Linked DNA regions of Homo sapiens: region 1 is linked to region 2. Evidence: read pairs that join two places in POLR2A ChIA-PET (ENCODE). Cell type or tissue: PC-3. All regions are shown on one strand. Each heading gives the region's core, and the rest is flanking DNA. Links, peaks and the distances in the headings are about the cores only.

Region 1 (15,514 bases), core at 2,775-10,774, 300 kb after region 2:
TTGTGATATGCTGGGAACATTCTCCGGCTCTAAGCACTGAGGGCCTGAGTCTCATTCTTCCACCTGGGTGCCTCAGTGGCCAAATCTTACTATAGTGAAGCTGTAATGGGAACCAGGTGGCAGCATGTGCCTGTCTTAAAAGAGCTGAGTGAGATTCATGTCCCAGTGTCAGTCCCTCCTTCCTTCCTGCCCCAGCACATTCCTTGGGGAGCCAGTTTTCATGATGGCAGACCCCACTACTTACTTGAGCATGGGGTGATTCTTAGCTCCTTGTCCAAGATGGGAATGGAATCTCATGTTTGCTGGTGGGGGGAGCCACAGAGGCCTTCCAGTTGCTCTTTGATAGGCTGTAAGAAAAGAACTCGGGAAAGGCTTGGGTGGTATGAAAGAATATGGGTATTCTAACTGACCTTTGTGTGATCAGGGTTACTACCATCATTTAAAAATCCACCAAAGGATCTTGAAACTTGTGACTTACTCCTTTCAAGCTGAATTTTCTTTTTGGGTATGATATTCCTGCTTTTAGCAAGAGATAGCCCTCATTTGCTTCAGGGCTCTTCCTGCTTTGAAACTGGAGGGAGGCTGTGAATAGCACAGGGGAAACATCTGCCACTGTTTGAAATGCATACCACAAAACTGACAAAAGTTCAAGGAACTTGGAACAGTTTTCACAAATGTTTCCAGTTGGAGGACTTTAACCTGTGCCTACTGTAGCCAAAAGCGTAAAGAGGACAGAGGGTGAAGGATGCAGAACAGTAGAGCTGGCAAGAGGAAACAGTGTAGCAGCAGACATTTCTTGGGAGGATGCGTGCCATGGTCAGTGTTCCAGTCCTGGTGACTCAGACTGAGTGACCATCCTTGCACTGCAACTGTCAGTGTTGCCACATAACAAATGGTCTTCTACTTCTTTTCACAAGATATTTGCTGAACACAAGCTGATGAAAACCTGTTTTTATAAACCGTAGTATAACTTTTATGTCTCAATTTTATCTATGTACAACATCTATATAACTGTGAAACAAAGGAAATTTATACAATATTCACAAATCTACGAGATCCAAGAGGAGTATCTACTTCCAATTGTAGCTTCCATGCAGAACATGTTCTACATTAAAACATACATAGTTAGATCTTTCTTCTTGGTTCCCATTATTCACCATGTAGTTATTTTTAAAAAAGTTACTCAGCCTGTTGAATCTATAATCTCCAAATAGAAAAAATTCCAAAAAAATATTTTTCTTTTATAATTTATAATTTTTCTTTTAAAATATTTTCTTTGGAGTGTTTTTATTATATCAGTTGGCTCAGTGAGGGAACTGATAAAAGAAAACTAAAAGAAGCTTCCATAGGGGAAAAAACCCCAGATAAACTATTAGAAGTAATGAGAAAATTCAGTAAATTTGCCAGATCCCAGATCAACTTAAATATATTTAACATTATTTTCACCAGCTATAATAAACTATCAACTAAAAAACTTAAACAACAAAGACAATAACTTTTTTTGACAATAACTTTCGTAATATCAATAAAAACTATAAAGTATCTAGGAGTTACCTTAATAAGGCATACACAGATTTATATAAAAATGTTAAATTCTACTTGAGTATGTACAAGATGATTTATTTAAATGGATATACATTCCCAGTTTTTGTATGGAATGACTTAATATTATCAAGCTGTCTCCCCAAATTAACTTATAAATTCAATATAATTCCATTTAAAATTCTAGTGGGGTATTTTGAAGACCTTGATACAAACATTCTAAAACTTACATAGAAGAATTAAGGTCCTTGAATAGCTAGGTCAATCTTAAAAAATAGAGAAAAGAGATTTTTTTTGGCCTGATACTAAGATATATTACAACGTGTGATATTTATATAAAGAGACTAATAATCCAGTAGAACAGAATAGAGAACCCGGACACATATATCTACATCTGTATTTCCATGTCTAAATATCTATATTCATATCTATGTATATTTGTACCCACATCTGGGAAACTAATATTAAAGAAAACTGGCATAACAAGTCAATGGGATAGGAGAGATAAGTAGCTTAGTAGTTAGATTTGGAAAAACTGCCTCATAATATAAATTTTTTTGACAACATACAAAGGTAAACTTTAGGTGGATTAAAGTCTTAGATATTGAAGGAAATGCTATAACGTTAATGAAAGAAAATATAGGAGAATATTTTTGATGTCTGGAAAGAAAAATCACTTCTTCAATAAAACCTTTAAAATACAATGTATGAAATAAAAAAGAATTGATAAATTTGACTACATCAAATTTAAGAAAATCATAAGTAAAGCTAACAACAGTGTAAAAATTGGGATAATATTCTTGTAATGTTATTACAAGATATTAATATCTAGGACATAAAAACAACTCTTGTAAATTAATATGTGAAAGAGAGGAACCCCAGTAGAATAATGAGCCAAGGATATGTACAACCAATTTACTCAAGAAAAGATCCAAAAGGTCAGCAAATAGTCACCAAAACAGCATGGTACTGATAATAGAAGTAGATAAATAGACTAATGGAACAGAATAGAGGGCCCAGAAGTAAAGCCAAATACTTAACAACTGATTGATATTCCACAAAGCATACAAAAACATAAATTGGGAAAAGGACACCTCAGTCAATAAATGGTCCTGGGAAAACCAGATAGCCACATGTAGAAGAATGAAACTGGATCCCTATCTCTCAATATATACAGAAATCAACTCAGAATTGATTAAAGACTTAAATCTAAGACCTGAAACCATAAAAATTCTAGGAGAAAACCTAGAAGAAACTATTCTGAACGTTGGTTTAGGCAAAGAATTTATGACTAAGATCCCAAAAGCAAAGGCAACAAAAATGAAGATAAATTGGATCTAGTTAAACTAAAAAGCTTCTGCACAGCATGGCTGGCTCGGGCCTGTAATCCCAGCATTTTCAGAGGCTGACGCGGGTGAATCACTTGAAGCCAGGGATTCGAGACTAGCCTGGGAAACATGGTGAACCCCAATCTTTACTAAAATTACAAAAATTAGCCCAGTGTGGTGGTAGGCACCTGTAATCCCAGCTACTCAGGGGGCTGAGGCAGGAGAATCACTTGAACCCGGGAAGTGAACTTTGCAGTGAGCCAAGATCACACCCACTGTACTCCAGCCTGGGCGACAGAGCAAGACAAAAAAGTAGGCAAATAATGTGAATAGGTATTTCTCCAAAGAAAACATACATATGGCTAATAAACATATAAAAATGTTCAACATCACTAATCATCAGGGAAAGTAAATTAAAACCATAGGGAGATACCAGTTTACCCAAACCAGAATGGCCATTATTAAAAAGTCAGAAAACAATAGATATTTGTGTGGATGTGGTGAAAAGGGGATGCTTACACACTGCTGATGGGAACGTAAATTAGTACAATCTCAAAGAACTAAAAGTAGATCTGCCGTTCAATTCAGCAATCCCACTACTGAGCATCTATTCAAAGGAAGAGAAGTCATGATATCACAAAGACATGAGCATGCATATGTTTATCATAGCATAATTCACAATTGCAAAGATATGGAACCAACCTAAGTGCTCATCAACCGGTGAGCCAATAAAGAAAATGTTTTATATATATATGGTGGGATACTACTTGGCCATACAAAAGAACAAAATAATGTGTTTTGCAGCTACTTGATGGAACTAGAGGCCATTATTCCAAGTGAAGTAAGTCAGGAATAAAAAACCAACTACTGTATGTTCTCATTTACAAGTGGGAGATAAACGATGGGTACACAAAAGGCACACAGGGTGATATAATGGACATTGGAGAGTCAGAGGGAGGAGGGTGAGAGGGGCATGAGGGTTAAAAAAACTACATGCTGGATGCAATGTACACTACGTGGGTGATAAGTGCACTAAAATTTCAAACTTTACCACTATACAGTTCACCCACATAACCAAAAACTATTTGTACCCTGAAAGCTATTTAAATAAAAAATTTAAACATTTTATAATTTATACAAAGTTGAAAGGAAAAAATAATAAAAATGACAATAATTAAAAACTCAAAATTTACTATCTGCTATGCTAAAAAATAAAAAAGGCCAGCAAGTAAATGAAGAGATGCAATTTAACTGCAAGCTAAACAATAATAATGAAATATATTATTCTAGCTAAAATTATAAGATTTGATAATGTCAAGTGCTGAGGGGAGGTGCAGGCATATAAAATAACCCTCATACTTTGCTGGGTAAGGGTACCCTGATGCAGACATTCTGAAGAGCCATCTGGCAGTACTTGGTCAAATTAAGTATATACATACTCTATGATCCAGCATAAAAATGCTCTCACAGTTCCATAGGCCATATATACAAGGATGAGCATTGCAGCATTTTTTTTTTTTTGGTAAAAAAGGTTGGAGGCAACCTGATGTCCATCACTGGAAAAGTAGCCTCTCTAGGTTTTCCTTTACTTGCAGTTTGAAAATAGGAGTAGCTTTTTAAGTTTGATTAAACATTGACCTTGTGAACAATTCTAGGCAAAGAAAGTCCCTAGAAAGAAAAACTGGATATACTGATCATTTACATAAGATAGAGACTTAAATTGCTAATTTGAATGTTTAGAAGAAAAGTGACAGTGTTTTGGTGAGATGGGTAGTACCATTATACAACCAAACTCTAGTACTTCATTATACAATCTAGAGTACCCATTGTACCAGGCATTCTGCTAGATAACAGGATGGATTCAAGATGAATGAGAAGTGACCTTCTCCTGGAGATCATAATGAAACGGTTTTGTCAAGTTCCTTAGGGTTCATGATACAGGCATAAAACAATGATCTACTTGTGAAGTGAGAATGATTGTAGTGCACTAGTTATTGACCTGGAGTGCCTTCTCAGTAAAGGTTAGCATGGCCATAGATTCCACTGTGCAATTCCTATAGGCAAATCAACTACACCTCAGAAATAGTGCAGCCATAATTCACCAGTCACTTATTTAATTGTGATTATTGTGGAGCTTTGTGCTTTATACCCAGATATGCCTGGAAAGGTGGCATGGCCTTGCACTGCTAATGTCTGGCTATAGCCCTACATCAGAGCAATTTCTGAAAGAGCATCTCACACAATTTTCTTATCCCTCTGGTAAAGAAAGGCTTCACCTTGCAGGAACCTCTGTAATTCTCTTTTTCTCTGGTCTGTTTGCTCTCTCTTTGCCTGTCATAACTGTGTTTACGTACCACCCAACTCTTCTCATTAAAAATGACAGAGATAATGAGACTCTAATGAATCACTCTCTAAGCATCAAAGTCACAGTAATCAATTATAACTCTATGTCACTAGGACAATGATCTCTGTGAATTGGTGATCTTTACGTAAGCTTGTTAAGAGATCCATTAGGAGGGAGCGTGTACTCTCTCCCTCCTTTGATATATTATCCCAGCAAGAAGCAACTTGTGTTAACTCACGATGCTTTAAGCTGGGAGTCACAGATTGGCAATGGGGAGCAAAGCGAACCTCTAGGATTCAACAACTGCCTGGGAGAAGATATTAGACAAAGTGGAAAGGCATTTTCTCCCTCCACACTGTGGGAAAAGCTGAGATGTTTGCTGCTTCACTTTCTTTCTCTCCCCGAAGAATCTACTCTTGCATCTCATCCTGGCTCATCTCTTACAAGGGATGAGACAGACCTGGTAGCAGTGTTGGGGTGGACGCTGAGTCAGCTAGCTAGGATGGTGGTAAGTAGCCTAGAGCAGATGAAAGATTATGATCCTGGTCAAAGAAGAGATCCCAGTGGGGTTGGATTTAGGAGGTAAGTTCTCTAGGACTCAGACAAGTGAATGGGGTCAGTCAGCTATTTTGATTTTGGAAGTGATAAGAGAACACAGGACTTTGATCTAGAACAGGGAAGAGGTGTCCAGAACTTCCATTAGTGAAGTGGTGCTCTTACAGTGTAATGTGTGTGTCAGTTGGAAATGCAGAAATCACCCATCTTCTGTGTTGAGCAGGCTGGGAGCTGCAGACTGGAGCTGTTCCTATTCGGCCATCTTGGAACGCCCTGGAAGGTAATGTGTGTGTCAAGGCACAGGGTTGGGGTTGACACCGCCAAGCAGCAGCACCTTGGTGTGCACTCCTTTCTGCTGGGTCTGCTGTAGAGTGTGGCATGGGTACTACCGTCTCCCCTTCTCTGGAAGACCTCAATGCGTACTTTTGGGAGGAAGGTACTGTAGGGTATTTCTGCAGCAATCTGCACTCAGAGGAATCCCCAGAGTGATCACTAGGGTACAAAGGTCCTCCTCGGGCTTCCAGGGTGTGTTGATAGCTCTTCCTGGTCTTTGTGACCTTCACCTCCACCTCCTCTGATTCTTTATTTGAACTCTATTTTGTCCCCTGTATCAATCCCCACGGAGGCAGGTAAAAACAAGTAAATCCTGCTGTTTCCTCCCTCTACCTCCCCATGTGATGAAGACCTATTCTTGGAGACGCTTCCAAATCTGGATCAGGCTCCCCAGAGATAATCACTGGGCTTCTGTGTCCCCCTCCCTCTGGTCAGTGCTGTTCCATCCGTGGTCCTACTTGCAGAATGCCTAAATGGTCAGGCCTACCCACACTGCATCCCATTTAATATATGAAACAATCTAGTGAAAGAAAATTAGCATCTTTATTTTAGAGATGAGAACGCTAAGGCTCAGACATATTAAATAACTTGCCCAAGGTCACACAGCTAGTAAATGACACATCTGAGGTTTTGTCTTGAGCTCATCAGACTCTAAATTGTTTTGCTTCTTTCTATTACTCTTAAGCTACTTGATGGTATGGGTTGGGGATTTTCTTTCTTCTTAACTGTTGGGTTGTTCACCAGTTCCCCACCAGGGGCCTCTTTGGCTGTTGTCTTCTCTGTATAGAAAGAAACTTATGACAGGCCAACTGGCCAGTGCTTCCAGCCTATGCCAGTCTGTGACTCAAGTGGCAAATATCAGATGTTCTTAGTTGGGGATTTTTAAACCAAAGGCATCTCTCTTTTAGTGGTTGTGTAAATTTGATTTGTTCTTCAATATATTTGTTCATTTTTTTGTAGATTTCAAAATAAAGCCTTTCCTACCATTGCTGTCTAAGTTATTCTCATTGCAAAGCAATTAGTTGAAAAGAACCATTATCATTTACAAAACCTTGTTTATGTGACCAGGATTTTTACAAAGCCTTTGAAACTATAGAATCCAAACAAAATACTAAAATAAGTGGGATGCTGAGGGTGACATAAAGCTGTGGCTGTCATCTTTGATTACACATTTTTATGTTAATAAAGTTAATCATTCTTATCAATTGTCTTTATAATTGGTAAATATACCTAATTTATTAATAAAAATGGATTTTAAAAATCTAGGTGTTAGGGTTTCATATATGCTTTTATTTGTAAAAAGAGTTCATCTACTTTTGAACTTAAAAATGTTTGCAGAACACTGCATAGACAATCACTCTGAAAGTCCTTGTTCCCACTTCACCTTTGCTATTCCCACTTCTGTTGACCCTACCTGCTGTTCATGCTCCAGTCTTCATAGCTTGACTTTGATTTCTTGGATTTGGAAATTGTTGTTGTTGTTGTTTGTTTGCTTATTTGTTTTTTGAAGCAGGGTTCTCTGTTGTCCAGGCTGGAGTGCAGTGAATACAGCAATCAAGGTTCACTGTAGCCTCGACCTCCTGGGCTCAATTGATCCTCTTGCCTCAGCCACCCCAGTAGCTGTGACTACAGGCACACACCACCATGCCTGGCTAATTTTTTAATTTTGGAAATGTTTTGGATTCCTTTCTTACTACTTTGGATTTTGCATGAGGCTTTCAGCTTGACAAATACCAGCATCTGCTATTTTCTGAAGTCAAGGCTTACTTCATCAGCCCAGCCCAGTAGAAGCAATTTCTTCTGAGGCTGAACCTGCAAATGAATCCTGAGCTAGACCCCTACTTGGGTGGTGTGCACTAGTCTAACTCTCCCTTGATAACTCTCTAAGGGGACCATCTGGGGGCCCCAGAGATAAGTGCCTGAAGTTTATATTGTTCTTGCTTACATGCGGCAAGTCTGCACACATGCTGAGAAGCAAGCTTCTTGGCAATGGCACCCGCTGCCCAATTATTTTTGGGGCCATTTAAAACACTAAACATTGCACTTATCTTTTTTGTTTTGTTTTGTTTTTTATTATACTTTAAGTTTTAGGGTACATGTGCACATTGTGCAGGTTAGTTACATATGTATACATGTGCCATGTTGGTGCGCTGCACCCACTAACTCATCATCTAGCATTAGGTATATCTCCCAATGCTATCCCTCCCCCCTCCCCCCACCCCACCACAGTCCCCAGAGTGTGATATTCCCCTTCCTGTGTCCATGTGATCTCATTGTTCAATTCCCACCTATGAGTGAGAATATGCGGTGTTCGGATTTTTGTTCTTGCGATAGTTTACTGAGAATGATGATTTCCAATTTCATCCATGTCCCTACAAAGGACATGAACTCATCATTTTTTATGGCTGCATAGTATTCCATGGTGTATATGTGCCACATTTTCTTAATCCAGTCTATCATTGTTGGGCATTTGGGTTGGTTCCAAGTCTTTGCTATTGTGAATAATGCCGCAATAAACATACGGGTGCATGTGTCTTTATAGCAGCATGATTTATAGTCCTTTGGGTATATACCCAGTAATGGGATGGCTGGGTCAAATGGTATTTCTAGTTCTAGATCTCTGAGGAATAGCCACACTGACTTCCACAATGGTTGAACTAGTTTACAGTCCCACCAACAGTGTAAAAGTGTTCCTATTTCTCCACATCCTCTCCAGCACCTGTTGTTTCCTGACTTTTTAATGATTGCCATTCTAACTGGTGTGAGATGGGATCTCATTGTGGTTTTGATTTGCATTTCTCTGATGGCCAGTGATGATGAGCATATTTTCATTGTTTTTTGGCTGCATAAATGTCTTCTTTTAGAAGTGTCTGTTCATGTCCTTTGCCCACTTTTTGATGGGGTTGTTTTTTTCTTGTAAATCTGTTTGAGTTCATTGTAGATTCTGGATATTAGCCCTTTGTCAGATGAGTAGGTTGCGAAAATTTTCTCCCATTTTGTAGGTTGCCTGTTCACTCTGATGGTAGTGTCTTTTGCTGTGCAGAAGCTCTTTAGTTTAATTAGATCCCATTTGTCAATTTTGTATTTTGTTGCCACTGCTTTTGGTGTTTTAGACATGAGGTCCTTGCCCATGCCTATGTCCTGAATGGTAATGCCTAGGTTTTCTTCTAGGGTTTTTATGGTTTTAGGTCTAACGTTTAAGTCTTTACTCCATCTTGAATTGATTTTTGTATAAGGTGTAAGGAAGGGATCCAGTTTCAGCTTTCTACATATGGCTAGCCAGTTTTCCCAGCACCATTTATTAAATAGGGAATCCTTTCCCCATTGCTTGTTTTTCTCAGGTTTGTCAAAGATCAGATAGTTGTAGATATGCGGCGTTATTTCTGAGGGCTCTGTTCTGTTCCATTGATCTATATCTCTGTTTTGGTACCAGTACCATGCTGTTTTGGTTACTGTAGCCTTGTAGTATAGTTTGAAGTCAGGTAGTGTGATGCCTCCAGCTTTGTTCTTTTGGCTTAGGATTGACTTGGTGATGCAGGCTCTTTTTTGGTTCCATATGAACTTTAAAGTAGTTTTTTCCAATTCTGTGAAGAAAGGCATTGGTAGCTTGATGGGGATGGCATTGAATCTGTAAATTACCTTGGGCAGTATGGCCATTTTCACGATATTGATTCTTCCTACCCATGAGCATGGAATGTTCTTCCGTTTGTTTGTATCCTCTTTTATTTCCTTGAGCAGTGGTTTGTAGTTCTCCTTGAAGAGGTCCTTCACATCCCTTGTAAGTTGGATTCCTAGGTATTTTATTCTCTTTGAAGCAATTGTGAATGGGAGTTCACTCATGATTTGGCTCTCTGTTTGTCTGTTGTTGGTGTATAAGAATGCTTTTGATTTTTGTACCTTGATTTTGTATCCTGAGACTTTGCTAAAGTTGCTTATCAGCTTAAGGAGATTTTGGGCTGAGACAATGGGGTTTTCTAGATATACAATCATATCATCCGCAAACAGGGACAATTTGACTTCCTCTTTTCCTAATTGAATACCCTTTATTTCCTTCTCCTGCCTAATTGCCCTGGCCAGAACTTCCAACACTATGTTGAATAGGAGTGGTGAGAGAGGGCATCCCTGTCTTGTGCCAGTTTTCAAAGGGAATGCTTCCAGTTTTTGCCCATTCAGTATGATATTGGCTGTGGGTTTGTCATAGATAGCTCTTATTACTTTGAAATACGTCCCATCAATACCTAATTTATTGAGAGTTTTTAGCATGAAGGGTTGTTGAATTTTGTCAAAGGCTTTTTCTGCATCTATTGAGATAATCATGTGGTTTTTGTCTTTGGCTCTGTTTATATGCTGGATTACATTTATTGATTTGCGTATATTGAACCAGCCTTGCATCCCAGGGATGAAGCCCACTTGATCATGGTGGATAAGCTTTTTGATGTGCTGCTGGATTTGTTTTGCCAGTATTTTATTGAGGATTTTTGCATCGATGTTCATCAAGGATATTGGTCTAAAATTCTCTTTTTTGCTTGTGTCTCTGCCCGGCTTTGGTATCAGAATGATGCTGGCCTCATAAAATGAGTTAGGGAGGATTCCCTATTTTTCTATTGATTTGAATAGTTTCAGAAGGAATGGTACCAGTTCCTCCTTATACCTCTGGTAGAATTCGGCTGTGAATCCATCTGGTCCTGGACTCTTTTTGGTTGGTAAACTATTGATTGTTGCCACAATTTCAGACCCTGTTATTGGTCTATTCAGAGATTCAACTTCTTCCTGGTTTAGTCTTGGGAGGGTGTATGTGTCGAGGAATTTATCCATTTCTGCTAGATTTTCTAGTTTATTTGTGTAGAGGTGTTTGTAGTATTCTCTGATGGTAGTTTGTATTTCTGTGGGATCGGTGGTGATATCCCCTTTATCATTTTTTATTGTGTCTATTTGATTCTTCTCTCTTTTTTTTCTTTATTAGTCTTGCTAGCGGTCTATCAATTTTGTTGATCCTTTCAAAAAACCAGCTCCTGGATTCATTAATTTTTTGAAGGGTTTTTTGTGTCTCTATTTCCTTCAGTTCTGGTCTGATTTTAGTTATTTCTTGCCTTCTGCTAGCTTTTGAATGTGTTTGCTCTTGCTTTTCTAGTTCTTTTAATTGTGATGTTAGGGTGTCACTTTTGGATCATTCCTGCTTTCTCTTGTGGGCATTTAGTGCTATAAATTTCTCTCTACACACTGCTTTGAATGCATCCCAGAGATTCTGGTATGTTGTGTCTTTGTTCTCGTTGGTTTCAAAGAACATCTTTATTCATGCCTTCATTTCGTTATGTACCCAGTAGTCATTCAGGAGCAGGTTGTTCAGTTTCCATGTAGTTGAGCGGTTTTGAGTGAGATTCTTAATCCTGAGTTCTAGTTTCATTGCACTGTGGTCTGAGAGATAGTTTGTTATAATCTCTGTTCTTTTACATTTGCTGAGGAGTGCTTTATTTCCAACTATGTGGTCAATTTTGGAATAGGTGTGGTGTGGTGCTGAAAAAAATGTATATTCTGTTGATTTGGGGTGGAGAGTTCTGTAGATGTCTATTAGGTCCGCTTGGTGCAGAGCTGAGTTCAATTCCTGGGTATCCTTGTTGACTTTCTGTCTCATTGATCTGTCTAATGTTGACAGTGCGGTGTTAAAGTCTCCCATTATTAATTTGTGGGAGTCTAAGTCTCTATGTAGGTCACTCAGGACTTGCTTTATGAATCTGGGTGCTCCTGTATTGGGTGCATATATATTTAGGATAGTTAGCTCTTGTTGTTGAATTGATCCCTTTCCCATTATGTAATGGCCTTCTTTGTCTCTTTTGATCTTTGTTGGTTTAAAGTCTATTTTATCAGAGACTAGGATTGCAACCCCTGCCTTTTTTTGTTTTCCATTTGCTTGGTAGATCTTCCTCCATCCTTTTATTTTGAGCCTATGTGTGTCTCTGCACGTGAGATGGGTTTCCTGAATACAGCACACTGATAGGTCATGACTCTTTATCCAATTTGCCAGTCTGTGTCTTTTAATTGGAGCATTTAGTCCATTTACATTTAAAGTTAATATTGTTATGTGTGAATTTGATCCTGTCATTATGATGTTAGCTGGTTATTTTGCTTGTTAGTTGATGCAGTTTCTTCCTAGTCTCGATGGTCTTTACATTTTGGCATGATTTTGCAGCGGCTGGTACCGGTTGTTCCTTTCCATGTTTAGCGCTTCCTTCAGGAGCTCTTTTATGGCAGGCCTGGTGGTGACAAAATCTGTCAGCATTTGCTTGTCTGTAAAGGATTTTATTTCTCCTTCACTTATGAAGCTTAGTTTGGCTGGATATGAAATTCTGGGTTGAAAATTCTTTTCTTTAAGAATGTTGAATATTGGCCCCCACTCTCTTCTGGCTTGTAGGATTTCTGCCGAGAGATCCGCTGTTAGTCTGATGGGCTTCCCTTTGAGGGTAACCCGACCTTTCTCTCTGGCTGCCCTTAACATTTTTTCCTTCATTTCTACTTTGGTGAATCTGACAATTATGTGTCTTGGAGTTGCTCTTCTCGAGGAGTATCTTTGTGGCGTTCTCTGTATTTCCTGAATCTGAACGTTGGCCTGCCTTGCTAGATTGGGGAAGTTCTCCTGGATAATATCCTGCAGAGTGTTTTCCAACTTGGTTCCATTCTCCCCGTCACTTTCAGGTACACCAATCAGACGTAGATTTGGTCTTTTCACATAGTCCCATATTTCTTGGAGGCTTTGCTCATTTCTTTTTATTCTTTTGTCTCTAAACTTCCCTTCTCGCTTCATTTCATTCATTTCATCTTCCATTGCTGATACCCTTTCTTCCAGTTGATCGCATCGGCTCCTGAGGCTTCTGCATTCTTCATGTAGTTCTCGAGCCTTGGTTTTCAGCTCCATCAGCTCCTTTAAGCACTTCTCTGTATTGGTTATTCTAGTTATACATTCTTCTAAATTTTTTTCAAAGTTTTCAACTTATTTGCATTTGGTCTGAATGTCCTCCCGTAGCTCAGAGTATTTGATCGTCTGAAGCCTTCTTCTCTCAGCTCATCAAAGTCATTCTCCATCCAGCTTTGTTCCGTTGCTGGTGAGGAACTGCGTTCCTTTGGAGGAGGAGAGGCGCTCTGCATTTTAGAGTTTCCAGTTTTTCTGTTCTGTTTTTTCCCCATCTTTGTGGTTTTATCTACTTTTGGTCTTTGATGATGGTGATGTACAGATGGGTTTTTGGTGTGGATGTTCTTTCTGTTTGTTAGTTTTCCTTCTAACAGTCAGGACCCTCAGCTGCAGGTCTGTTGGAATACCCTGCCGTGTGAGGTGTCAGTGTGCCCCTGCTGGGGGGTGCCTCCCAGTTAGGCTGCTCGGGGGTCAGGGGTCAGGGATCCACTTGAGGAGGCAGTCTGCCCGTTCTCAGATCTCCAGCTGTGTGCTGGGAGAACCACTGCTCTCTTCAAAGCTGTCAGACAGGGACATTTAAGTCTGCAGAGGTTACTGCTGTCTTTTTGTTTGTCTGTGCCCTGCCCCCAGAGGTGGAGCCTACAGAGGCAGGCAGGCCTCCTTGAGCTGTGGTGGGCTCCACCCAGTTCGAGCTTCCTGGCTGCTTTGTTTACCTAAGCAAGCCTGAGCAATGGCGGGTGCCCCTCCCCCAGCCTTGCTGCCGCCTTGCAGTTTGATCTCAGACTGCTGTGCTAGCAATCATCGAGACTCCGTGGGCGTAGGACCCTCCGAGCCAGGTGCGGGTTATAATCTCGTGGTGCACCGTTTTTTAAGCCCGTCGGAAAAGCGCAGTATTCGGGTGGGAGTGACCGGATTTTCCAGGTGCGTCCGTCACCCCTTTCTTTGACTCGGAAAGGGAACTTCCTGACCCCTTGCGCTTCCCAAGTGAGGCAATGCCTCGCCCTGCTTCGGCTCGCGCACGGTGCGCGCACCCACTGACCTGCGCCCACTGTCTGGCACTCCCTAGTGAGATGAACCCGGTACCTCAGATGGAAATGCAGAAATCACCCGTCTTCTGCGTTGCTGACGCTGGGAGCTGTAGACCGGAGCTGTTCCTATTCGGCCATCTTGGCTCCTCCCCTGCACTTTTCAAATAAGGTAACATTGGAGGAAACACAGAGTTCATGACTCTATGCCATGCACTGTGCTAGGTGGTTTCTCATGCACTTTCTCTCTTTCTCTCTCTCTCTTTTTTTTTTTTTTTTGCTTTTGGCTTTAACTAAGTGGAATAAACAAAACAAAGAATCCATTAGAGAGCACTTGTGAGATGGGACAGGAAAAGTTTGCTTTTATAAGGGAAGAGGTAAAGGGAAGTATTTGCCACCAGGGCAGGGATTTATTTACTCTGCTAGTGGTTCTCAGATTACACCCAAGGGGTCTGATGCCTTTGCAAGGCCCTGCAGGATTCTGTGTACATGGGTGGGACCCTTGGCACTTTGAACAGAGCCAGGGGGATGATTTCTATAAATGTTTAGGGCACTCTCATTTGTGAAAGAAGAAACAACATGAGAAGGCATAATCTCTGTCAAGTCATAAGCTCGCAGGCTGGCTAGGAAGAAAAGGAATGATATGTAAAAGATTAAGGGTATTAGACAGCATATGGCTGTGCGTGGCACAAACATTCAGGGCCCAGGAGAATTGGTAGTTTCTACAAGCTGGGGGTCCAGGAAGCCATTTGGAACACTAGGGCTGGCCTAGGCCATGGGTAAAGGGGTGCATCTTCATGTCCTCGCCCTTTTGCAGTTTTTCCATGTCTTGTGTGCAGTCCTTGTTCCACAGTGCTTTCTGCTTTGGTTACAAGGAGCAGATTCACCCATGCTACTCTAATGTGAGCGTGGGCATAGGGGATAGCATGAGGGTTTATTGTAAGAAATCGAGGAGGCAATAAAGGCAATGGAGAGCTCATAGTATTTAACCATTCTGTGACTCAATGTCTTCTATAAATGGGACTAATAATAGTACCCACTCATCGGTTTTTTTGTTAAAAAAAAAATCTTTGTACAGTGCCTAGCTCAGTTGGTGGTGCATAGTAGGTCTTTAATAATGGAATTTTTATTATGACTAATACTTTTTGGTTCTTCGTAAGTTTTGCTTGCTGTGGGCCCCCATAGCTTCAACTCTATTTTTACTCAATGGCTCTCTTGACTCCAGGGTTTTCAAACTTCTTTCAGTTTTACTTCTTGTTGCCCCCTGCCTGATATTCATTTTGTATCTGAACAACATTCTTAACAGAATCCCCTAAGTGTCTTAGCTCATGTTTTTGGGTGGGACCATGCCATATGCGACTAGTCATTTTATTAGCAGGTTTTCAGTGAATGTGTGCTATCTTCTGGCCCAATCATTACAGCCTATTGTCAGGAAAAAAAATACTTATAAGGGGATGTGGACATGGTCCATTGGGTGGATGGA
Region 2 (15,514 bases), core at 4,072-12,071:
TCATTGTTGACCCAATGATCATTCAGGAGCAGGTTATATAATTTCTATGCCTTTGCAGGGTTTTGAGGGTTCCTTTTGAAGTTGATTTCCGATTTTATTCCACTGTGGTCAGAGAGTACTTGATATAATTTCGAGTTTCGTAAATTTATTGAGACTTCTTTTGTGGCCTATCATATGGTCTATCTTGGAGAATGTTCCATTTGCTGATGAATAGATGAATAGAATATATATTCTGCAGTTGTTGGAAAGAATGTTCTGTAAATATCTGTCAAGTCCATTTGTTCTAGGGTATAGTTTAAGTCCATGGTTTCTTTGTTGACTTTCTGTCTTGATGACCTGTCTAGTGCTGTCAGTGGAGTATTGAATTCCCCCACTATTATTGTGTTGCTGTCTAATTTCTTAGGTTTAGTAGTACTTGTTTTATAAATTTAGGGGCTCCATTGTTAGGTGCAAATATATTTAGGATTGTGATATTTGTCTTTTGGACTAGTCCTTTTATCATTATATAATGTCCCTCTTTGTCTTTTTAAACTCGTTGCTTTAAAGTCTGCGTTGTCAAATATAAGAATAGCGACTCCTGCTTGTTTTTAGTGTCTGTTTGTATGGGATATCTTTTTGCACACCTTTACCTTATGTGAATTCTTATGTGTTAGGTGAGTCTATTGAAGACAGCAGATACTTGGTGGGCGAATTCTTATCCATTCTGCCATTCTGTATCTTTTAAGTGGAAGATTTAGGACATTTACATTCAACATTAGTATTGAGAAGTAGGTAGTATTCTATTCATTGTGCTAGTTGTTGCCTGGATACATTGTTGTTGTTGTTTTCATTGTTATTGTTTTATAGGTCCTGTGAGATTTATCCCTTAAGGAAGTTCAATTTTGGGGTATTTCAAGAATTTGCTTCAAGATTTAGAGCCTTTTTAGAGGTTCTTGTGGTGCTGGTGTGGCAGTGTTGAATTCTCTCAGCATTTGTTTGTCTGGAAAGACTGTATCTTTCCTTCACTTACGAAGCTTAGTTTTGCTGGATACAAAATTCTTGGCTGATAATTGCTTCCTTTAAGGAGGCTAAAGATAGGAACTCAATGCCTTCTAGCTTGTAGGGTTTCTGCTGAGAAATCTGTTGATCTGGTAGGTTTTCCTTTATAGGTTACCCAATGCTTTTTCCTCACAGTTCTTAAAATTCTTTTCTTTGTTTTAACTTTAGATTACTTGGACTATATGCTTAGGCAATGATCTTTTTGCAGTGAATTTCCTGGGTGTTCTTTGAGCTTCTTGTATTTGAATGTCTTAATCTCTAGCAAGTCCAGGGAAGTTTTCCTCGATTATTCCCTCAAATATGTTTTCCAAGCCTTTAGATCTCTCTTCTTCCTCGGAAACACCAATTATTCTTAGGTTTGGTTGTTTAACATAATCCCAAACTTCATGGAGACTTTGCTCAGTTTTTACAATACTTTTTTCTTTGTCTTTGTTGGATTGGGTTAATTTGAAAGCCTTGTCTTCGAGGTCTGAAGTTCTTTCTCCTACTTGTTCTATTCAATTGCTGACACATTCCAGTGTATTTTGCATTTCTCTAAGTGTGTCCTTTATTTCCAGAAGTTGTGATTGTTTTTTATTTATGCTGTCTATTTCTGTGGAGATTTTTCCATCCATATCCTGTAACATATTTTGATTTCTTTATGTTTGTGTTCACCTTTCTCTGGTGCCTCCTTGAGTAGTTTAATAATTAACCTTCTGATTTTTTTTTTCTGGCAATTCAGAGATTTCCTCTTGGTTTGGATCCATTGCTGGTGAGCTAGTATGATCTTTTGGGGGTGTTACAGAACCTTGTTTTGTCATATTGTCAGAATTGTTTTTCTGGCTCCTTCTAATTTGGATAGATTTGGGTATATTATGTCAGAGGGAAGATCTGGGGCTCAAGGGCTATTGCTCGAATCTTTTGTCCCATGGGGTGCTCCCATGATGTGGTGTTCTTCCCCTTCCCCTAGGGATAGGGCTTCCCAAGAGCCAAATTGTAGTGATTGTTATTTCTCTTCTGGGTCTAGCCACCCTGTGGGGCTACCAGTCTCTAGGATGGTACTGGGGAGTGTCGGCAAAGAGTTGTGTAATGCGATCTGTCTTCAGGTCTCTCTGCCATGGATACCAGCACCTGCTCTGGTGGAGGTAGCAGTGGAGTGAAGTAGACTGTGAGAGTCCTTGGTTATAGTTTTGTTTAGTGTGCTAGTTTTGTGTTTATTGGTCCCCAGCCAGGAGGTGTTGCTTTCAAGACAGCATCGATTGCATTAGCATAGGGAGGATACAGGGTTGCCCTAGGGTTGCCTGGATAAGTTTCTCAGGCAGTGAGCAGGGCCATAGATCTCCCAAGAGATTATGTTCTTTGTCTTCAGCTACCAGGTTCATGGAGAAAGACCATGAGGTGTGGGAAGGGTTAGGAGTGTCTGAGTTCAGCCACTTCTTAAGTGGGGCTTGCTGCAGCTGCTGTGGGGGATAAAGGTGTGGTTCTCAGACAGATGGAGTTATGTTACAAGGGGGATTATGGCTGCCTTTTCTGAGTCATACAGGCCATCAGGGAAGTGGGGGAAAGGTGGCAGTGACAGGCCTCACCCAGCTCCCATGCAACCCAAAAGGCCAGTGTCACTCCTACAGTGCTCCCCCAACAGCACCAAGCTTATTTCCAGGCAGCAGGTGAGGTGAGCAGAGCTGAGAACTTGCTCCAGGCTAAAAGCCTCCCTGCTGAGAATGCAAGCAGGGCTTTCAGGTTTTAGGCCTACCCCGATGCAGTTTTTGTGCTTGTATCTGCACTCCCTGTTCACCTTCTCCCCTGGATTCTGTCCAGGACACTTAACATTTGGTCAAAATTGTTACAAAGCTCATCTGGAAGTTTTCTTCTCCCCGTGGCCTTTCCCCGTGGAATTCCATTTTGATTCACTTATAGTGTATTTGAGTGAATCTTTTTGAATAAAATTTTAGGAGTAGCTATAGGCATTTATATATGTACATGTGTATGTGTATATATATATGTACATATATACATAAGTGTGTGTATATATATGTATGTGTATATATAACTTATGACTATTTACCAGTTTGAGTGTAGACACCATGCCATGCCTCCTTTGAAGTTTCTTTCTTCCTTTTATTATTATTTTTTTTAACAGTCTCACTCTGTCACCCAGGCTAGAGTACAGTGACACAATCTTGGCTCACGGCAACCCCCACCTCCTGGGCTCAAGCAATCTTTCCATTTCAGCTTCCTGAGTAGCCGAGACTACAAGCATATGCCACCAAGTCTGGCTAATTTTTGTATTTTTGGTAGAGACAGGGTTTCACTTGGGCTCAAGTGGTCTGCCTGCCTTGGCCTCCCAAAGTGCTGAGATTACAGGTGTAATCATTACACCCAGCCTCTTTAAGTTTCTTCACCCTTCTACACATAAAATTGTCTCAACAGGAAAAGAAAAAGTGAAGTCTATGATATCTATAATATTTACCCATATTTTTTCTCTTTCCATTGTCCTTCCTTCCTTTCTGATGTTCCAAAGTTCCTTCTTTTATCATATCCTTTCTGTTTAGGGAAGGTCTCTGATATAATTTGTCCTCTCCAAATCTCATGTTGAAATGTCATCCCCAATGTTGGAGGTGGGACCTGTTGGGAGATGTTTGGATCATGGGGGTGGATCTTTCCATGAATGGCTTGACACCCTCCCTGTGGTAATGAGTGAGTTCCCACTCTATTAGTTCATGCAAGATCTGATGTTGCAGGAAGTCAGGGACCCAGAATGGAGGGACCAGCTGGAGCCACGGCAGAGGAACATAAATTGTGAAGATTTCATTTTAATATGGATGTATATCAGTTCCCAAAATTAATACTTTTATAATTTCTTACGCCTGTCTTTACTGCAATCTCTGAACATAAATTGTGAAGATTTCATGGACATTTATCAGTTCCCAAATAATACTCTTATAATTTCTTATGCTTGTCTTTACTTTAATCTCTTAATCCTATTATCTTCATAAGCTGAGAATGTACGTCACCTCAGGACCACTGTTGTACAAATTGATTGTAGAACATGTGTGTTTGAACAATATGAAATCTGATTGTAAAACATGGGTGTTTGAACAATGTGAAATCAGTGCACCTTGAAATCAAACAGAATAATAGTGATTTTAGGGAACAAGGGAAGACAACCAAAGGTCTGACTCCCTGCGGGGTTGGGCAGAATACAGCCATATTTTTCTTCCTGCAGAGAGCCTATAAACGGACGTGCAAGTAGGAGAGATATCACTAAATTCTTTTCCTAGCAAGGAATATAATATAAAGACCCTAGGAAAAGAATTGCATTCCTTGGGGGAGGTCTATAAATGGCCACTCTGGGAGTGTCTGTCTTATGCGGTTGAGATAAGGACTGAAATATGCACTGGTCTCCTGCAGTACCCTCAGGCTCACTAGGGTGGGGAAAAACCCCACCCTGGTGAATTTGAGGTCAGACCAGTTCTCTGCTCTCGAACCCTGTTTTCTGTTGTTTACGATGTTTATCAAGACAATACATGCACAGCTGAACATAGACCCTCATCAGTAATTCTAATTTCACCCTTTGCCTTGTGATCTTTGCTTTGCCCTTTGCCTTATGATCTTTATTGGCCTCAGAAGCATGTGATCTTTGTGACCTACTCCCTGTTCATACACCCCCTCCCCTTTTGAAGTCCTTAATAAAAACCTGTTGGTTTTGTGGTTCAGGTGGGCATCACGGACCTACCAATATGTGATGTTACCCATGGCTGCCCAGCTGTAAAATTCTTCTCTTTGTACCCTTTTCTCTTTATTTCTCTGACCAGCTGACACTTAGGGAAAATAAAAAGAACCGACTTTGAAATATTGGGGGCTGGTTCCCCCGATAATCTGATTGTTAAAAGAGCTTGGCATCTTCCCCCTCTCTGTCTTGCTTCCTCTCTTGCCATGTGATGCACTTGCTCCACCTTCATTGTCCACCATGAGTAAAAGCTTCCTGGGGTTCTCACTAGAAGCAGATGCTGGCACCATGCTTCTTGTACAGCCTGTATAACCATAAGCCAAATAAACCTGTTCTCTTTATTAACTACCCAGTCTCAGGTATTTCTTTAAAGCAATGCAAAACAGACTAACACATTCTCTTGATTTTCTCTTGATTGTTGATTTTCTCCCACTGCTTTCAAGATATCTTCTTGGTCTTTAATTTTCAGAAGTTTAATTATGTGTCTTGGTGTGGATTTCTTTTGGTTTATCTTGTTTGAAGTTCTCCCAGAATCTTGTATCCGGAGGTTTATGTTTTTGGATAAATTTTTTTAAAAGTCAGAATTATTTATTTGGGGATATTTTTACCCCACTATCTTTTCCCTTTTTTTCTGTCAGTCTAATAATGCAAATGTTCTATCTTTTGATATTGTCCACAGAACTCTGAGGTTGTATTAAGTTTTTAAGTCTATTACTCTCTGTTCAGAGTGAGTAATTTCTGTTGTTCTAAGTTCAATGATTCTTCCCTCTGTTCTTACCATTCTGCTGCCGAGTACATCCATTAAGTTTTTATTTTGGTTATTGTATTCATCAGTTCCAAAATATATTTTTCATTTATTACAAGCATGTTCATAATTACTCACTGAGGTAATTTTATGATAGCTACTTAAAATTCTTTTCAGATAATTCTAACATCTGTGTCATCCTGGGTTTGGCATCTGTTGATTCTCTTTTCTTACTCAAGTTGAAATTTTTCTGGTTTTGGTATGAGTGATTTTTTTTTTTGTGGTATCCTGAACGTTTTTGGTATTATGTTATAAGGCCCTGGATCTTATTTAAGTCTGCTTTAACAAGCCTCACCTGATATCACTCTGGAAGGGAAATGAGTGTCCTGCCTCATTATTGCCAGGTGGGTCCTAGTTCCCCACTTGACCTAAGTAGCAGGGAGGTGGGTGGGGAGGGATGAGGCAAGGGCATCTACTCCTTAGGTAGGAGTGGAAATTTAGGTTCCCTCCTAGGTTTTCATTTATATTACCCTAGTTGGTATAGGAGGGGTGCCTTCTTACTGCTCTCCATGTGGCTTCTACTGACATCACATACATGGGGCATCCTTTTTACCACTGGATGGTGAGAAGGTCCTGCCTCTCCATTAGGCCTCCTGATACAGGCATGGTGGAGAAAGTGCAGCTCATTACCATTTGTTGGGGGTAGAAGTTCAGAATTCCTACCTAGTTTCTACTGACTCCATGGGGAGAGGGCTCATTGCAGCCAGGCATGACCTGTGGAAAACCACTGGACTTTGAGAGACCAGGAGAAACCAACAGAATGCTTATTCCATTAAATAAGATCTTCTCTTCAGAAAGTCCCAAGTTTATTTTTCACTTGAAAATCCTGGCTTCTCACTTGTTGTCTGACACCACACCAGTGGTAGAGAGGTTTTGTGGTGGGTGGGTCAGGTTCCATGTTACAGCCAGGTGAAGAAGGTAAAAGTCCAGGCTTCCCACTCAGTCTTTGCTGATGAGGTTGGAGGTATGGCCATTTTTATCCCATGGTGTTTCTCTAGGGCAGAGAGGTCAATGTCTAAACTTCTCTGTCTTGCCAGGTTGTCCCTTCCTGTTCCTTTATCTAGAGAGAACTGGCACTAGTTGGAATTTTATTTTGCTTATTTGTTTGTTTTGGTTGGTGTTTTTGGATTGCTGGCTTCTCCAGCGCCCGATCTGGGATAGATTAGGCAAGAAAAAAACCAAGGGAACTCTCTATCATGTTATTACCTGGGTCCTGAGGCTCCTAGTCAGTCTGAATCTTTCTCTCTACATTTCAGGCTTCTTATGTTTTTGCTGTGTATACCGCCCAGGACTTTTAGCAGGAGGCACAGGGAAAACCTTCCAGCAGGAGTGAGAAACATTTTACAAGAAAAGCACCTCTATTCCATGCTCATTTGAAAGTGGAACTGTTCCCCTCCAATTTGTAGACCTTTATTATTATTATTTCTTCTGCTAATACTTTTGATATTGTGTGAAACTATGGTTGGTGATGGGGGGACATCCCTGTTTTTCTCTTGGCTTCTGAGGGACAGCCTCTCATGTGTATCCATTGAACTTCTTTTAAAGAAGTAGCCTATTTTTCTTTTGTCTTGGTTATTTCCTAAAGTCAAGAATCATTGCTGAGGCCAGGCGTGGTGGCTCATACCTATAATCCCAGCACTTTGGGAGGCCAAGGTGGGCAGATCACCTGAGGTCAGGGGTTTGAGATCAGGCTGGCCAACATGGCAAAAACTAAAAATACAAAATTACCAGCCCGGCCACCCCATCTCTACTAAAAATATAAAAATTAGCCAGATGTGGTGGCAGGTGCCTGTAATCCCAGCTACTCGGGAGGCTGAGGCAGGGAGAATTGCTTGAACCCGGGAGGCGGAGGTTGCAGTAAGCCGAGATCGTGCCACTGCACTTCAGCCTGGGTGACAGAGCGAGACTATGTCAAAAAAAAATCATTGCTGAATTGCTGTCAATTTTTTTTGGTATTTATGGAGAAAATTATGAGCACACATTTATCCCCATTTTATAGAGAACACAGCTGACACCTCAAGAAGCTGAGTGCCATGCCCAACATTACATAGCTCAGATGTATTCAAGCCGGGATTCTACCTCAGGCCTACCTGGCTTCCGAGTCCACAGATTTTACAACTTAGTATACTTGTGACACACAGAAAGGACAGTGACCAGGTGACTTTGTTGACACAGCTCAGCAGTTTATAGGTGTACAAGAGGTGATGCTGTGTGACATGATAGGCTCTGTGGTTTTCTGTCCTGCATCTGCTGAAGTTCAACATATGGCTTTTGTCATGATGCTCCTGTACAGCTTGCTTTTAATTTATCTGCTCAGGAAGTCTCAACTTTCACATAGTGTTTGGTTGCCAGTAGAAACCCATTGTGATATTATTTTCCAGCTCATCTCATCAGGGCCTGTCCAAAGTCCAGTGGTTTTCTCCACAGGTCATCTAATGTGAGTGAGTCAGAAGCCATGGCTGCTGAATCATAAATTTAGAATCCACATGGCTCCTGATTCTTTCTTTACTGTGGCCACCAGATCATCCTCCTTGCTGAGCATGACAAAGCACTAACTAGTGAATGGGAAACATATTTCAGGGAAGCTAACACGGAGGTGAAAAATAGACTTGGGCTTTCTGAAGAGAAGGTCTTATTTAATGGAATAAGCATTCTATTGGTCTCTCAGGCAATACGACAACCTTTTGGGTAGAGCTTCTCAACGGGGTGCCAGGGCATGCCAAGTTGCTACAAATGGATTACAGGTGTGTCTGAGATACTGATCCTCTTAATTCTTGGGGCAGCCGGGCAGGTTCTGGGGCTCTCCAGAGTTGTGGCCTAGTTACCTCCAGCTGTGAGCAGCTCCTTCAATTTACCCTGGAAAGCCATGAAAAAGGTATCATTTTCTATGTGCACCAAGAGGAGAAAAAGGCTGGGAGCACTGTTTGTGGAGATGTCTTCAGAGTCAGGTACCATATTGCGGAGTTGATGAGCTCCAGTTTTCTGATGCTGTGCTAAGCTCCATTTACATTAGAACTATAGTGCTTTCTTGGGGGTAGGGGCTCTTCTGATTGTAAAAACAAAGAGTAACAGAGAGTGTCACTGGTCTCTGTGAAGGTGTGAAGGGTATAGATGGTATTAACATGTCTTGTTCACCAAATCATGGAATTCTGGAATGAAGGTGGACATTAGCTGAAGCTGAGAAAGATAGTTTGATAAAAAGTTAAGAAAACTATAGTTATTTCATCCAATAAGTTTAAAAACTAAGAAATGAAAATACCTTCAAACTGAGAACATAGAAACCCAAAATCTAAAGGTCTCTATTGGTTGTTTTTTGTTTTGTTTTGTCTTGTTTTGTTTTTTTTGAGACAGAGTCTCACTCTGTTGCCCAGGCTGGAGTACTGTGATGTGATCTTGGCTCCTTGCAACCTCCGCTTCCCAGCTTCAAGCGATTGTCCTGCCTTAGCCTCTTGAGTAGCTGGGATTACTGGCACGTGCCACATCCCGGCTAATTTTATATTTTTAATAGAGATGGGGTTTCGCCATGTTGGCCAGCCTGGTCTCGAACTCCTGACCTCAGATGATCCACCCTCCTTGGCCTCCCAAAGTGCTGGGATTACAGGCGTGCGCCACTGAGCCTGGCCTTCATTGTGTTTCTAAGGGAATTAAGGGACTCGAAGGACATCCTTACCCTCTGAGGTTGCTATCAGGTAGATAACCAAATTCATTTCAGAGCTCCTGGCTCCACAGTCAAGGACACATTGTCCAGCTTACTGGAGCATCTCTACTCTTTTCAGTTCTGCTGTGTCTTGATTTCCTTTTTGAGCCCCACTGTAGCCCCTTCCTTTACCAGCTATCCCCACAGCCCTTGGGCCAGGGTAGCTGTTATCATCTACCCAAGCAGCTGAGAGTGGAGGTAGTTTCAGAAGTGAGCATTTAGAGAAGTCAGTGGAAAAATAGGTTTGTTGCCTATTAAGCGTCTAATGTTTTTGACTATTAATGGAATATTCTGTGTCATATTGGGGTTCTTTTGGGGGTAGGTAAAAAGATTCACTCTACTTAGAGCACAGATGAGGTAAGGAGGGACCAGGGTGGGGCAAGAACAGGAGGAAGCAGTGGTCACAGGTGGGGCTGGCAGTTTATGTCCCACTGGAGCTGGGGAAGTGGAGTATGCTATCAGACGGGCAGGCAGTCTTCAGTTATTATCTGTTCTCACCATTGCTGCTGCTGCTGATGCTGCTATTGTTATTAATACCATTATGTCAGCACCACATATTTAGGGCTGATTATGAGTGAAGCTCTGTGCAGAACCTTTCACCTGCATTACCTTACTTAATCCTCCTGACAGCCCTGCAGCTTTAGTGTCATTGTCCAGATGAAGAAACTGAGGTAGAGATCGGTGATCCAGACACACAGACCTGTAGGTGATCCAGATACACAGAGTGAGAACTTGAACCCTACAGGGCTTCAAGTTCCATGTGCTTTCACCTCATCCTGTTGTCTTCCTAATCAGGCAAAGTTTCAGGGGCAGAGATTGAAGAAATGGTGGGGTATTCCAACAGAAGGGACACAGCAAAAGGAAATCAGGATGTGTGGGGTAGAATGGGTCCTAGAACACTGAAGAAGTGAGCAGAGAGAGCTTTCACCTGGGGCTGTGGATTTGGAAGCCCTCAGTATAGGGGTTAAAGCCAAGAGAAGGAATTAGCATGTCTAGCAAGGGTAGAATGAGTGAGGAAAGCAGTGGGCCAAAGAGAAGGTTGGAAAACACAAACAGGTAAAGGCTGGGCAGAAGAGGAGAAGTCCAGGGATGGGCCTGGGAACGAGTAGCCAGAGACATGGGAGGGGAAGAGGAAAGAGAATGAGTGGAATAAAAATGGGAAGAACTTGGGGCATCTTGGCTGCCAAAGAGCTCTTGTCTTCCATTCAGGTGGCCGAGCTGGCACTCAAGGCTGGAGTGGCTTCCAATGCTAGGGGAGCAAAGGCCTCGTGCAAGCGTGCTGCCATGGCGCCAGAAGCAGAGAGCAGGTCTGGTCCTAAAGCCAACATTCCCTGCTCCCCACGGGAAGGTGAACTCTGTCCAGCTTGTTCCAAGCACAGTCTCTACTGTTTGTTCACACTCAGAATACTTTTGCTAAAGCTCTGCAAAGCACTTGGATGATGCAAATCACCACTCTTTGCAAAGCACTACACCAAGGCTGGCTACTTTTACTTCAAGCTGCCTGAACATAATTGTGTCTGGGAAGTGCTCCTATTCCTGTCTGTCATCAGCACCTTTGGATTCAAAGTTGATCAAACTGTTCACCTCAATCTTTGCAATTTATATGTTTTTAAAGCCCTGGAGGTTGTGGGTATGGTTAACTGAACACTTCGATGAGTGTCAGATCCTTGCCATTTTTGACACCTTCTGAACATCTTGAAGCTGTTGTACAGACAAATCCTCAATTTATTTTGGACCACACTCTGGGATGGAATTGTTATGAGAGGTGTATTGGGAATATTTTTGTTGAATATTTTTAGAAATCTTGCATTCTTTAAAGGCATTCTTATCTTCATGAGATTCTACTAAAAAACCTGTTTGTGGGAGACACACAGTGGAATTTAAGAAAGAAAAGTGAAGGGTTCCTTTGGGGAAGGGGACAGTCATGTTGACTTAGAAAGCAATCACACTGCTGGCAAATGTATGGGATTCTGAAAGCTTACAGAAAGGGAATCTCCTAATAGACTAAGCTAGGCTTAGTGGGTTATCTGTGAACATTATGCAATATTTTCATGGGGTGAATTGGAGGAGAGGGAAGTAGGAAGAAGAGAAGGAGGAGAAAGTGGGAGGCAGAACAAAGAGGCAGACATTTCATTCCAACAGCCAAGGACTTGCACACTGGAAACAGTGACCCTGAAGTGCGCATCAGACTGTTGGCTCACAGGAGAGGCATGGCAGGACCCTTTCTTCTCTTTCCCAGTCACCCCCAACATTATTTGACTCATCCTTCTGGACATATTTCTAGCTGTACCTCTGAACTCTGAATGTTCCCCAAGCTCATTGCAATGCACAAGTGAAAATTATTCATATGTTTGGAGGTTACACAAAGCTGAAAATGCTGTCAGAAGTAAAGGGATACAGTTACACAATCAGGCCGATCTGTTATGAGAAAAGGACAGCTTTGCTGGTAACAGCCTAATGGCTAAGTGCTGAAGACAGGTAAAGCAAGATGAGGAGTCCCTTCTGGTCATCTTCAGGGTAGAGACAGTTGTCGTGAGCAGATGCTTAAGAGGATGCACATCAATCAAGGCAAGTGTCACAGAGCTGGATGCCAGCCACCCAGCTGGTTGCATGGAATCTTCAGAGATGACTCAGGGTATGCAAAATCAAAAGCAATGGAAGGAGAACAGACAGCAAAGTGCCAATACACTTTAAGACCAGGACGAGGCTGGGTTGCTCAGGGTCAGGGCAATGGATAGTGAGTCAGAATCTTGGGACCTCTCATCCTGTTTCTGCAAGGATCAAAGCAAGTGATGTTCTGTCTCACTCAAGTCACATAGCGAACTTCTCTTTACAAAAGAGGACTTGTAAATCTTCCTCCAAAGCATAAGTCAATGAATCTTTGGATGTTCCAGGAAACTTAACTGCTGAAGGGTGCTTGTGTTGATATAACTTAAGAGAAGGACTGGCTTTGCCACAGGGAGGCTCAGTGGTGTCCTCTACTGTGTGGTTGGGGGTGCTTAGAAGGTCTCCTATATGCAAGAATCTTTTTCACTATACCAGACATTCCACCATTGCAGTTAATTCCTTTGGACAAAATGTTACTGCCTAGAGCTACATCTCTTAAAGTACAGTATCCTGGGAAAGAGGTAAAGCCAGAATGTCTGCGCATACCAATGACATCCTTTCTCTCCGAGTCATTGTGAGACTTCTGGATAGTTGGAGAGGGGAAGGACGAAGGTTATGGAAGAGAAGCACGTGGTAGGAAGAGGGGAGGCTCTTGCACCTTCTGGAAGTCTTCAGAGAATTAAGAGCCTCAAACTCCAAAAGACATCTAATGAAATAAAAATTATTCGTCTTGGAACTTCTTTTTTTTAGGTTTCTGATCACATTTCAGGGTTTTGAGTACACAGAGTCATTGGCTTTCAGAGTTGCTGACAGTATTATGTTCCGTTAGAGCATGGCATCAGCCACCCCAGGGGCGAAACCCCATACCCACCACTTCTGTCTGTCTGTGACCATTTTTAACCACTCCAAGCTTCTGATTTCTCATTTCTAAAGTGCGGATAGTGATACTTACCTCCCAGATTTTCTATGAGTTTAATATAAAATACTAGATAATGAAAGCCCTAGTACACTCCCTTGAAAAATTTGTAAGAATGCTATAAAATGCAGAGTGTTCCACTTTGTGCAGGAAACCTTTTTTCAGCTCCCAAACTCCCTCAGTCTTTTAGTGAACTACAAGAACTACAAGAACAGTGAACTCACTACCACATGAGGCAGCTCTCTTCATTTCTCTAAAACTGGAATTGTCGAGAGATTCTTTGTTGAATCAGTATCTGCCTTTCTGCACCTTCCATCCATTAGTCATAGTTTTACTTCGTGGATTTTCTTAGCATACTTCTTACAATTCCCTTAACCTCTGCCATAACACCCTTAAGATCTTTTGAAGACAGCGAGGAAGTATTCTTGATGTCTTCACTTTTCAAGGCTAGGAAGTTCTATTTCCATCAAGCCGTACTCATCATCTAACATGGGTTAAGCCTCCAGCCACCTGTCTTGCCTCCTTTGGACTACGTAGAGATTTTAAAAAATCAATTTGCAAGTTATACCATTTATAGGTTTGGTATTTACAATTTTGTATAATTTATATAATGTTTATATATTTATTTTATGCAATTAAGAGCCTACTGTGTCGACACTGCACTGGGGGATGATACAATTCGGTGTCAACCACCTTCGAAGCAGCTTTTCCCATTTCAGCCTCCACAGCAGCAGGTCCTTCAGCTCTAATTGAGCATCAACACCAGTCAGTGCTTCTCTTTCTGTGGTTAAGAATCAGTTTTTAAAATTTCTAATCTAAAGCAAACCAATATTTTTGTAAAATACAATAAAGATAAATCACTAGAAGAACTAAATAAGCACATAAAATACAAACACAAAGTAGATTTTTATCATTAGATTTACAGACATAAAATTATGTTTCAATAAATGTTAGCAAAACAAACAGCACAGGAAAACAAATTACACAGATTGAACATGTTTATTACAGGCATGAATATAGGCAATTAATATAAAGAATTGTTATTACATTGGTAAGTTTTTATCATTCTGCAATAGTGCAGTGAATTATGAGTGAAATAGGGATTTCTGTATTAAAAATCTGTACAGGTTGTCTGAATGAATACTAGGATAAATATTTTAGTACAACTAATGAGTTAGCTTCTTGCTTACTAATTAATCTGATCAAGGTTGGATTAATAACCTATATCTTGTATTTCTCACTCATTGGTTCTAATTCTTTCAGACCACAACATTCAAACCACAACTAATACGTCTACTTCCCCCTATATGTGACAACCTGCTAGACATTTAATAGCAGGTGTCAAGTATCCTTTAAGTTTTCTCTTTCCAGGTAAGTCATGCTTTTCCTCCACTTACCCGTCATATGACATGGATTCTAGGATCTTCACCTAGTCACTCTCTGGCTCTCTTGTTGTTAAGTGTTCCTAACATATTGAGTGTTCATTTACCTCCAATACTCTAATAGACATAGTGTTTTTGTTTTCAATTGAATGAGAAGACTTTGACAGATGGTATAAATGGATTTAAGTTCTAGCAGAAAAAAAAAAAACGCCCCTCACATGTTTCTCTCTCTGTTTTTTTTTCTCTCTCTCTTCTTTCTAAAGCTTAAAATTTTTTCTGCTTGGGTAATACCATTCAGGACATAAGCACGGGTAAAGATTTCATGACGAAGATGATAAAAGCAATTGTAACAAAAGCAAAAATTGACAAATAGGATCTAATTAAACTAAAGAGCTTCTGCACAGCAAAAGAAACCATCATCAGAGTAAACAGACAACCTACAGAATGGAACAAATTTTTTGTAATCTCTCTGTCTGACAAAGGTATAATATCCAGGATCTATAAGGAACTTAAACAAATTTACAAGAAAAAAAAAACTCCATTAAAAAGTGGGCAAAGGACACAAACAGACACTACTGAAAAGCAGACATACGTGTGACCAACAAACATATGAAAAAAAGCTCAGCATCACTGATCATTAGAGAAATGCAAATCGAAACCACTATGAGATATCATCTCAGACCAGTCAGCATGGCTATTATTAAACAGTCAAAAAACAACAGATGCTGGCAAGGTGGTGGAGAAAAAGGAATGCTTTCACACTGTTGGAGGGAGTGTTAATTAGTTCAACCATTGTGGAAGACAGTGTAGTGACTCTTCAAAGACATAGAGGCAGAACTACTGTTTGACCCAGCAATCCTATTATGTGGTATATACCTAAAAGAATATAAATCATTCTACCGTAAAGACACATGCACATGTATGTTCACTGCAGCACTATTCACAATAGCAAAGACATGGAATCAACCTAAATGCCCATCAATGATAGACTGCATAAAGAAAATGTGGTTCACATACACCGTGGAATACTATGCAGCCATAAAAAGGAATGAGATCATGTCCTTTACAGGGACATGGATAGAGCTGGAAGCTATTATCCTCAGTAAACTAACACAGGAACAGAAAATCAAACACAGCACATTTTCCCTTATAAGTGGGAGATGAATGATGAGAATGCATGGACACATGGAGGGAACAACACATACTGGGGCCAGTCGAAGGGTGGGAGCTGGAAAGAGGGAGAGTATCAGAAAGAATAGCTAATGGATGCTGGGCTTAATACCTAGGTGATGGGGTGATCTGTGCAGCTAATCACCATGGCACGCATTTAACTATGTAACACACCTGCACATCCTGCACA

Evidence for each region. Peaks named below come from ENCODE experiments on the same cell type or tissue, not always from the same donor. Only the 100,000 strongest peaks of a DNase experiment are listed, where the experiment ranks them.
Region 1: POLR2A ChIA-PET joins it to region 2 with 6 read pairs; 1 of 35 experiments calls an interaction of 5 or more read pairs at or near these places.

What each region holds. Positions count from the first base shown.
Region 1 is chr2:19,304,512-19,320,025 of GRCh38, reverse strand. No RefSeq gene overlaps it. Among named protein-coding and RNA genes, the nearest start is that of MIR4757, 36 kb to the left of the region's middle. RefSeq lists enhancers at 13,333-13,926, 13,927-14,520. In PC-3, for the core only: a CTCF peak has its summit at 6,873; a DNase peak (open chromatin) is centred at 6,875.
Region 2 is chr2:19,604,486-19,619,999 of GRCh38, reverse strand. LOC105373459 (a long non-coding RNA gene) reads left to right here and starts at 14,540. Exons shown (of 4, transcript XR_939780.2): 1 at 14,540-14,636. In PC-3, for the core only: no CTCF peak of the experiment used is centred there; DNase peaks (open chromatin) are centred at 7,909 and 11,969; H3K27ac peaks cover 2,670 bases.